Regions from separate parts of the Homo sapiens genome. Here region 2 is linked to region 1. The links are chromatin contacts, found by Hi-C or POLR2A ChIA-PET in ENCODE. All regions are on one chromosome and are shown on one strand. The core of a region is the stretch at or near the end of the contact, and the rest is flanking DNA. Distances in the headings are between cores, read along the strand shown.

The links. Hi-C counts contacts between places; a loop is a spot of excess contacts on that map. ChIA-PET counts read pairs that join two places held with the same protein, here RNA polymerase II (POLR2A). Pooled maps may share reads with other maps.
Region 2: a pooled map shows a loop between it and region 1 (4-fold over the local background). The contact joins two enhancer-like sites. A Hi-C loop is called at or near these places in 3 of 168 maps with a recorded cell type or tissue (HepG2, PC-3 and endothelial cell of umbilical vein) and 3 of 50 pooled maps. POLR2A ChIA-PET finds 5 or more read pairs at or near these places in 6 of 52 experiments (H1, MCF 10A, OCI-LY7 and 3 more).

What each region holds. Positions count from the first base shown.
Region 1 is chr21:32,595,713-32,600,478 of GRCh38, forward strand. All of the region lies in intron 5 of CFAP298-TCP10L (CFAP298-TCP10L readthrough), which reads right to left. CFAP298 (cilia and flagella associated protein 298) reads right to left here. Exons shown (of 7, transcript NM_021254.4): 7 at 3,642-4,766. Among named protein-coding and RNA genes, the nearest start is that of TCP10L, 13 kb to the left of the region's middle. Within about 2 kb of position 1,584, at least 3 of the 41 ENCODE cell types and tissues checked have a DNase peak (open chromatin) inside an H3K27ac peak, as active enhancers do; they include endothelial cell of umbilical vein, where a contact is called at or near this core.
Region 2 is chr21:32,520,972-32,525,986 of GRCh38, forward strand. No RefSeq gene overlaps it. Among named protein-coding and RNA genes, the nearest start is that of TCP10L, 62 kb to the right of the region's middle. Within about 2 kb of position 3,625, at least 6 of the 41 ENCODE cell types and tissues checked have a DNase peak (open chromatin) inside an H3K27ac peak, as active enhancers do; they include endothelial cell of umbilical vein, where a contact is called at or near this core.

The sequences.
Region 1 (4,766 bases), core at 334-2,833:
TGCAGACGCTGCCCCTGGGTAGCTGTTTTCCAGGCGTCAGGAGACATGCTCCAGAGGCTCCAGAAGCACAGACGGATCATGAGGTCAGGAGATCAAGACCATCCTAGCTAACATAGTGAAACCCTGTCTCTACTAAAAATACAAAAAAATTAGCCGGGCCTGGTGGCAGGTGCCTGTAGTCCCAGCTACTCGGGAGGCTGAGGCAGGTGAACGGCGTGAACCCGGGAGGCGGAGCTTGCAGTGAGCCGAGATCGCGCCACTGCACTCCAGCCTGGGCAACAGAGTGAGACTCCGTCTCAAAAAGAAAAAAAAGAAAAAGAAAGTGATGGAGAAAATGTTCACTATGGAGTCTCACATGTGGGTGGTGTCCGGTGCTGAAACTGAAAGAGGTTTCAGTTTTGTATGTAATATATACAAGGGTGAAAATAGTTTACATCACAAATCAGATTAAGGAAAATAAATGTATAGGGAAAAGAGTTAGCAGGTTGCTATATAATTAGATTAGTCAAATCGTGTTTCAACAAAAATCAGCAAAAACATTCTGTGAGCATCAATTGGTTATGTGGAGTTCATGATAGAGAGTGCAGCATATCTTATTACTTGTAAGCTGTATGCTACATATCCTTGATATCAGCAAAATTTATAACAAACTTACATCTGTATTTATATGCACATGTATTTTGGGAAAGCTATTGTTAAACATTTAAGAGTGTACCACTATCATGGCCAGGCACGGTGGCTCACGCCTGTAATCCCAGCACTTTGGGAGGCTGAGGTGGGTGGATCATGAGGTCAGGAGTTCAAGACCAGCCTGGCCAAGATGGTGAAACCCCATCTCTACTAAAAATACAAAAATTAGCCAGGTATGGTGGGGGGTGCTTGTAATCCCAGTTACTTGAGAGGCTGAGGCAGAGAATTGCTTGAACCCGGGAGGCAGAGATTGCAGTGAGCCGAGATCGCACCACTGCACTCCAGCCTGGGGGGTGACAGATTGAGACTCTGTCTCAAAAAAAAAAAAAAAAAAAAAAAATTAAAAGAGCGTACCACTATCTACATAAATACATACACTGAAAATGCATAATAACTTCAGCTGCTCTGATACCAAATGCCAACATCCATGAAAATGTCCTACAAGAGAGGGAGGGAGCTGCATCAATTGCGCTGATGACCCTGGGCCAATTGTCCTAAGATCTGTTAGGTCTGTGATCTGGGAGGGCCCTGGAGATCCTGAGGCAGCAGGTGAGGCCTGAGGCCTGGGACCCCAAACCCAGCTAAAACTAAAAACTAAAAACTCTTAAGTGTAGAGTTCAGTGATACTCACATTCTTGTGCAACCATCAGCACCATCCATCTCCAGAATGTTTTTATCTTCTCAAACTTAAACTCTATACCCATTAAACAGTAACTCTCCATCCTTCCCTGCTGTCCCCAGCCCCTAACAACCATCATTCTGCTTTGTCTCTGGATCTGACTACTCTAGGAACCTCGTATAAGTGGAATCTTACAGTATTTGTCATTTGGTATCTGGCTTATTTCACTCAGTGTAATGTCATCAAGGTTCATCCCTGTTGGAGCATGTGTCAGGATTCCCTTCCGTTGTAAGGCTGAATAATATTCCATTGTACGGATACACCACCTCTTGTTGACTCATTCATCCTCTTGTTGACTCATTCATCTGTGGATGGGCACTTGGGTTGCCTCCACGTTTGAGTTATTGTGAATCATGCTGCCGTGGACGTGGCTGTACTGCAACTGGTTTTGCATTTATTTGAATAGGTGGATTTCAAAGGTACAAAAGACCATCCTGTGAACCGTGACTCCCTCCCAGCCCATCCTCCAGGCCCCCTAGAGTTTTAACCACAAGCAGCCATGGTCACCAGTTTCTTGTGATCTTTCTAAGAGTATGTGAGCATATGTGCTATGCCATGGTAGAGGCTGGACGCGGTGGCTCACGCCTGTAATCCCAACACTTTGGGAGGCTGAGGCAGGCAGATCACCTGAGGTTGGGAGTGAGACCAGCCTGGCCAATACGGTGAAACCCTGCCTTCACTAAAAATACTAAAATTAGTCGGGCACAGTGGTGCGTGCCTGCAATCCCAGCTACTCAGGAGGCTGAGGCAGGAGAACAGCTTGAACCCGGGAGGTGGAGGTTGCAGTGAGCCAAGATCATGCCACTGCACTCCAGCCTGGGTAACAGAGTGAGACCCTGTCTCAAAATAAACAAACAAATAAATACAATAAAATTAAAAATCTAACAACAGTGCCCTCGTTCCCATGATCTCACAGTCCATCCAGGGAGACAGACTTGTAACCGAATGCCATGATTACAACCAGCTCAATGGGAGATGAAGAAGGAGGTGTGTTCGGAAACCTGGGAACTGAGGAGGGAGTGGGCTCTCAACCTTAACATGGGCTGCGGGAGTTGGGCAAGAATCAGAAACAGATTATGTAGATGATACTGGAACTGTGTGGTTTCCCATTTGCAAAAAAAAATTAAAATTATATTTTACAATGTTAGTATATTCTGAGCATTTTAAGAAGTAAAGTCCACTTTGATAAAAGGAAGAATGTCTATCTTCCTTGTATATATATCTATTCCTATAGAATACCCATTTGTGTCTTAGTTTGTAAGAGCTGCCATAACGAAATACCATGGACTGGGTGGCTTAAACAACAGACATTGATTTTCTTACAGTTCTGGAGGCCGGAGGTCCAATATCACAGCATTGGCAGGGCTGGTTCTTCCCAAGGCCCCACTACTTGTGTTGCAGATGGCGGCCTTCTCCCTGTCCCTTTCCTCTGTGTACATAGATCCCTGGTGTCTCTTCTTCTTCTTTTTTTTTTCTTTTTTTTTTTTTTGTTGAGATGGAGTCTCGCTGTGTCACCCAGGAGAGCAATGGCATGATCTCGGCTTACCACAACCTCTGCTTCCTGGGTTCAAGCAATTCTCCTGCCTCAGCCTCCCGAGTAGCTGAGATTACAGGCACACACCACCATGCACAGCTAACTTTTATATTTTCAGTAGAGACCATGCACCATGTTGGCCAGGCTGGTCTCGAACTCCTGGCCTCAGGTGATCCACTCGCCTTGGCCTCCCAAAGTGCTGGGATTACAGTCTCCTCACCTTGGGCAATTTAATCCCTCTGGACTTTGGTTTCCTAACTCGTGAGATGACAATAGTAGTTTCTTTCTAATTTGGCTGTTTTTAGGTATAAACGAAAAGAATATATAGGTAAAGTGCTTAGTACAACCGTCTGGGAAATAGCAAAGTCCCCATAATGCCAGCTGCCGTTACTGTTATGTCTAGTATCGAACTTCTCCTGGAAATCAGCCACCTCTCTCCTTGAGCCCTGTCCAGGGCCAGTGGGTTTTTGGTAGTGTAGAGGGGCAACTCCTATCTTGCAAGGAACGGCAAGAGGTCGGGGCAAGCAGCTCTCTCTGGTCACTTCTTCAAGGGGGTGGTTGCTGAGGCTTTGGAAGGGAATTTAGTGAGCTCAGACCCTCTCAAGGCTACTGTGCTCCAAGTATGTGGCAGTTCATTTCAAGCTTGATGGCACACTCTTTGCAGAGCAGTTGCCAAGGAACGAGGTAATCTTGTGACAGAAATACTGCCTGATGCTGTCAGTTTGATGGTCGAAAAGGTTTTAGGTGGTATCAAATTTTATTACTAGCATTCCTGGTCTCCATGAAAGAACCACATAAGAAGACAAGTTATGTCAAAGGACAAAACCACAGACCTAGATGGGCACCGTGCATACAGCAGACACTTGGTTTCCTTTTGATATTGACTCAAACAGGGACTGGATTAAAAAAAGAAGAAAATAACAACAAGACCACAGACTTAAGCTGATCAGTGGTCTAACACTGGCAAGATTACTTTTGTTGATAAATTGATTTCTTGGGAAATCCTGGGAAAGTTCCTGGACGTGACCCTGTGGTCCTACCACCACTAGCTACCTGTGACCTTGGGTGAGTCAGCAAGTGGATGCAAAGGGAACACACACAGCACGGTGCCACAGCGGGCACCACCTGCCCCCCGCCGTCACAGATGGCTTGCAAATAAGCTACTCACGTACTTCCTGAGATCTGCTGCACCCAAACACACCAAGCTCAGAGAGGCTTTTGAGGCAGACAAGGGCAGGGAGAGAGGATGGTTCTTCTCGCATGGGTATTTAAGGAGTGTAGTGTCATGCGTGAGTGACTTTTTGGTTAGTAAGTTCTGCTGATTACATGAAGCAATGGGATAACTATCACGGCCAAAAGAGTATTCCTACTGCAGGCTCAGTAAGACTTTCTAATGATATTGAAGTAGTAGTTCCCTGAAAAGAGCTACTATGATCACATGGCTTGGTTAACTGTTTCTTACAAGTCTGAGCATGAATTTAACACACACGAACTATACACTGACAAAGACAGGATGCTCCTGAAATAAAATCACAGCATCTTATTGCATATACTACATCATCCAAGGTCAAAACCCTTTCATAGAGACATTTAAAACTATAACCAAGTAAAAGAGAAAATAGATGCAAATTTGCTTTTACAAAATTTGAAAATCAACCAAAAGAGTAAGGCACAAGATGCAGTCAGCTACAAAGCACTTCAGAGAACAGCGCTTTGCTCTCAGGTCTGGGACCCACCCCCTGGGCAAGGCCGCCTGGCAGCAGGCAGGAACCAAACCCCTGCCACCTCCACTCACTCCCAGGGTTCCTCTTTGCAGGATGGTGGGGAGCGCAGGCACCAAGGCAGGAAGGCCAGGGCAGGAAG
Region 2 (5,015 bases), core at 2,375-4,874, 73 kb before region 1:
AATGAAATCTACTTCCTAGTGGTGTTGAGAGTCACGGTGCTTTACACATAGTGACAACAATACATTTCAGCTTTGATCATCGATGATTTCTTTCCCGTGAGAGGCAGCATCCAGCATCCCGTGTGGCCGAGGTTGCACCATTTAGACCACACTAAGGGCATTTCGCAAAACTCAAAAGCATTATAAGAATGAGTCATTGAGGGAGATAACAAGCCAGCCTCCTTCAGCCCTGCTATAGAGACGAGTTTGTGGAGGAGAAATAATTGCATCTGCAGAGCTCAGAGGAAAAGTGTCAAGGCCTGAACTTCCTTGGATTCTGCAGCCAAGTTCATTGTCAAGTCTCTGGCACATGGACTTAAGCTGTGCTCAGTTTTGGCAGGGTAGTTGTAACCCGGAACTATGGTCATTTGGTTTTAAAAACCTGTTGTAAGCCTGAGCACCAGTGTGGAGTTGGCTGAACCCCACTCCAAGACTGGATGGTAGCCTTGGAGATTAAATCCTAAATACTCCAACAAATGCTCTGTGAACTGGAAGCCTCACTGGTCCATAGCTAAAGAGAAGGCAGGAAAGAGCCACGATAACCATCAGCCCATGAGGGAGGATTCAGGAAGCCAACTAAGGATCCGGGACTACTACGTCATTTTTAGGAATTTCAAATCAACAGTCGCCTCCTCTGGGTGTGGCACAGCGCCAGGCTCCCTGGAGAATGAATGAGAGTAGCTAATTGCAGTTGCTGTCAGTTCTGGGCTGTGCTGTCCGGGACTGAGCCACTAGCCACATGCTGTTATTTAAATTTAAATTTAAATCAATTAATAAAATGTAAAAGTCACCTGCTCAGTTGCACTAGTCACATTTCAAGCGCTCAATAGCCACATGGCCAGTGGCTACTGTCTTGGACAGTGCAGACAGTTCTGTTGGACAGTGCTGAGCTAGTGTATGAAGTCAGGCATGGAGACGCCTGCTCAATTCATTGATAAAATGGGACAGATATTTCCCTGCCCTCACCAACTGAGAACATAATCAGATATCAAAATCCCAGGCACAGAAATGTGGGAACCCAGCTCCACCTTACCCGACCTCTGCCCACCTTCCTGGGGATACCCCTGCATGTCTCTTGTCTCCAAACCCCGAAGGCTCAGTGCACAGGCTCCTGTCCCCCTGGGGCTGCAGCCTCACCTTCATGGGCTCTGAGCCCCAAAGAGCCACGACCGCAGGAGTTGTGCCCCTTCCGTCCCCTGGCCACACTCAGCCTGCTGCTCCTTTTTGTTCCTAACACACAACCCGGCCATGGTCCTGTGGCAGCTGCTGTGACTGTCACCTCTCTGGGCACTGCTGCTGCTGTTAACTCCCCTTCCTTTGTGCCCTGAAAAGGGTGTGACCACCTTGGAGAGCCTAAAGGGCTCCTTTTTCCTGACCCTGCAGCCATCTGCACCCCAGGAACATTCGAGAGAAACCTCAGGCCAGATCTTTTCCTCTCACCTGGGCCCTGCCTGCCCCCCGCTCCAGGAGGAGCCCCTGGGTCCACCCAGGAAGGAACTGCACCTCCTGCCCTCCTCTTTCTCTCTCCCTTTGATCCCTTCTTCTCTTTGCTGAGCCCATGAGCAGATTCAGCAGGGGCCCTTTCTTTATCCTTCAGGGGCTTAGCTACATTAGACAAAGTGTAAGAATGACGGTAGGCCAGCCACCGTAGCTCACACCTGTAATCCCAGCACTTTGGGAGGCCGAAGCAGGTGGATCACTTGAGGTCAGGAGTTCGAGACTAGCCTGGCCAACATGGTGAAACCCTGTCTCTACTAAAAATATAAAAGCCTGGCATGGTGCCAGGTGCCTGTAATCCCAGCTACTCGGGAGGCTGAGGCTTGAGAGTCTGTTGAACCCGGGAGGCTGAGGTTTCAGTAAGCAGAGATTGTGCCACTGTACTCCAGCCTGGGCCACAGAGTGAGACTCTGACTCTAAAAAAACAATCGACATCAAGGGTTGGGTGCGGTGGCTCACGCCTGTAATCCCAGCACTTTGGGAGGCCAAGACAGGTGGATCACCTGAGGTCAGGAGTTCAAGACTAGCCTGGCCAACAGGGTGAAACCCTGTCTCTACTAAAAATAAAAAAAACAATTAGCCGAGCATGGTGGCATATGCCTGTAATCCCAGCTACTCAGGAGGCTGAGGCAGGAGAATTGCTTGAACCCGGGAGGCAGAGGTTGCAGTGAGTCGAGATTGCGCCATTGCTCTCCAGCCTGGACGACAAGAGCAAAACTCTGTCTCAAAAAAGTAAAAAATAAATTAATTAATTAAATACAATTGACATCGAAGAATGACAGTAAATGGCCAAACCAAGTGGCCCTGGGAGCTCAGAGAAAATGATTCCACCAAATGGACTAGGGGAAGCTTATCAGAGATCACGCTCAACATGGTCCTCTAAGAATAGGCAGAATTTCCAAAGGTGAAGGAAGGTAGGGAAGGGAGCAGCCAGGAGGTGGGAACAGGAACAGCACGTTTAAGTACAGGGAACAGCCAGAGTGAGGGAAAATAAGGCTAAAAGGGTGAAGGGCACCTGGAGAATGTTGATATTTTGGGCTTTGGCGCGTGCCTGTGTCCTGGCTGTAAGAACATTACGCACTTTGGGCGGCATCACTCAGCCTGCTCCTGGTTGTGGGTCCATTATCTGCTCCTAATATTGTCTTTCGTCTCGGGATTGTGAACAGATAAGGAACCCACAGCCAGGAGCAGGCTGGGCCTGGCCTCCAACCTTGACCTTCTGACTCTTGGAATAGTAATTGCTCCGGATTTTAAGGTCACTGAACACCATCCAGTTAATCTCGATATCTTGGAAGTGACCAAATTACAGCTGAATTTCGTTGAAGAAATTAAAATCATCACTCTTATCCTAAGAGTGATTATCCTAAGTATTCCGGTGACTGACTCACCTGGGACACTTTAAGATGCAGTTAATATCATCAATGCAAATAGACCTCAAGGGTCTAACAAATTATTTCTGGCAGAGCCCTTTTTTGAAATGTTTCTAGTCTTTGCCCCAAGACTGCTCACTGCCTAATTGCATTTCTTTCCAATGGGTCTAACAGAAAATCCCATTGGAAATTTATCTTCAGGTGAAAATGCCGCCTTCCTGCTTTTAAGCGAACTGCCTGTGATATCATGAGCTCAGGCTGCAGAGGCTCAGCCAAACAAAGAGAGGAAAGCTGGTTACTTCTGATTGGGAGGACGTATTAATTCCCCACACTTTCCCTGTTCCAAACTCATGACTCCATGGATTGAGTCCTTTTAAGAAAAGAAAATAGAGCCTGTCATTTCCTATTGTTTCAAAGACAAAATCCAGCCTGGGAAAGATTAAGGGAAGAGGACGGGACTCGTGTTCAGATGACTAAGCACCAACCTGACCTGGAAAAGGCTCGATTAGTTTTTGAGGAAGGGAGGGTGCTCCAATTAGAGGCATGTGTAAAATAATGACATTACCTCACTAAAAGAGAAAAAGGAAAACATTCCCAACTCACTAACAATGAACTAGCAAGAAAATGTGTTGCTAATCTGTGAAGAATTTGCAAACCCAGTGAGTTGCCACCCAGCTCTGAGCTCCCAAACTTCCTTCCTTAGAACTTGACCTCTGATTGTAAAACCCTGGGCCCTGGGAGAGAGGGGCCTGTGCTGGTCAGCAAGGGGGAATCACATGGACCAGCCAAGCCCAGCTCTGCTCCGCCCGGGGTTTCTGGTAAATGAGCCTCTGTCACTCAGTTCGTACACATGGATACTTCTTATTGAAGATGTCTTGGGAAAAAGTCAAGCTGCTCTGAAAAAATAATAAAAATGCACTGTATCATGTTTTTAAAAGAGCTAGATCTCTATGTACCGACATGGAAAATCCTTAAAGTCATTATTAAATAATACATAGATTATGATAACGTGTTTTTAAAAAGACTCAAAACTGGGCCGGGTGCCGTGGCTCATGCCTGTAATCCCAACACTTTGGGAGGCCGAGGTGGATGGATCACAAGGTCAGGAGTTCAAGACCAGCCTGGCCAATATAGTGAAACCCCATCTCTACTAAAAATGCAAAAATTAGCTGGGCATGGTGGCACACGCCTGTGGTCCCAGCTACTCAGGAGGCTGAGGCAGGAGAATTGCTTGAACCCAGGAGGCAGAGGTTTCAGTGAGACAAGATCGTGCCACTGTACCCCAGCCTAGGCAACAGAGTGACACTCTGTCTTAAAAGAAAAAAAAGAAACTAAAATGTTGGTGGTTTGGACAAATCCTGCCCCTGCACCCCACCTGCATGTCCCCTCCATGACTTCCTGTTGTGTACCAGGGTCCCTGAGGTGGGCTGAAAGAGGGCCGGGAGCTGGCTGTTCAGAGTCCCCCAGAAGCAAAAGCAGTGGGCCTCTGGCCCTGTGGGCAGGGCTGGCTGAAGCAGAGCCAGGAGGGAGGGCTGAGGAAGGCTGTCGTGCACCTGCCTGGCCAGCCGTGGGCAGTAGAAAAGAGGCTGGGATGGGGCCAGGTGAGCCCAGCTCAGGTCGGGGGCCTGGCAGGCCCTGGACATGTCTGCTCACAGCTGCTCAGAAGTGGCTCCTCGGGTTGGCCCTTGCTGCCCTCTGAGCTCTTGTCTCTGCATTCTCCATCCACCCCCACCCCAGCTTCTTGCCGGCCCTGTGCACAGACACCTAAGGCCCGCCTCTTAGGGTCAGCTTGCCCTCAAAAAGAGAAGAAAGCATAGGTTTCCAGGACTGGCTGATGAAGGGAGGGTTTGGGATTTCTGGAGACTTGAAGTTGAGCTTGAATTCCTCCCCTCTGACTTTCCCAGGCCAAGGCGTCCAGCACCCAGGGACCAAGCCCTGGTCCTCAGCAGAGACCGTCTGCAGCCCCTGCCCTGGTCTCGCTAACACTGGTTTAATATATCTACAACGAGAGATTCCCAAACCCCACCCAAGAGTCCCTGAGGGCAGACCTTGGGGCTCCAGGCCCAGGAATCTGCATTCTCCGCCCCCCAAACTCCCCCCAGGGGTCCT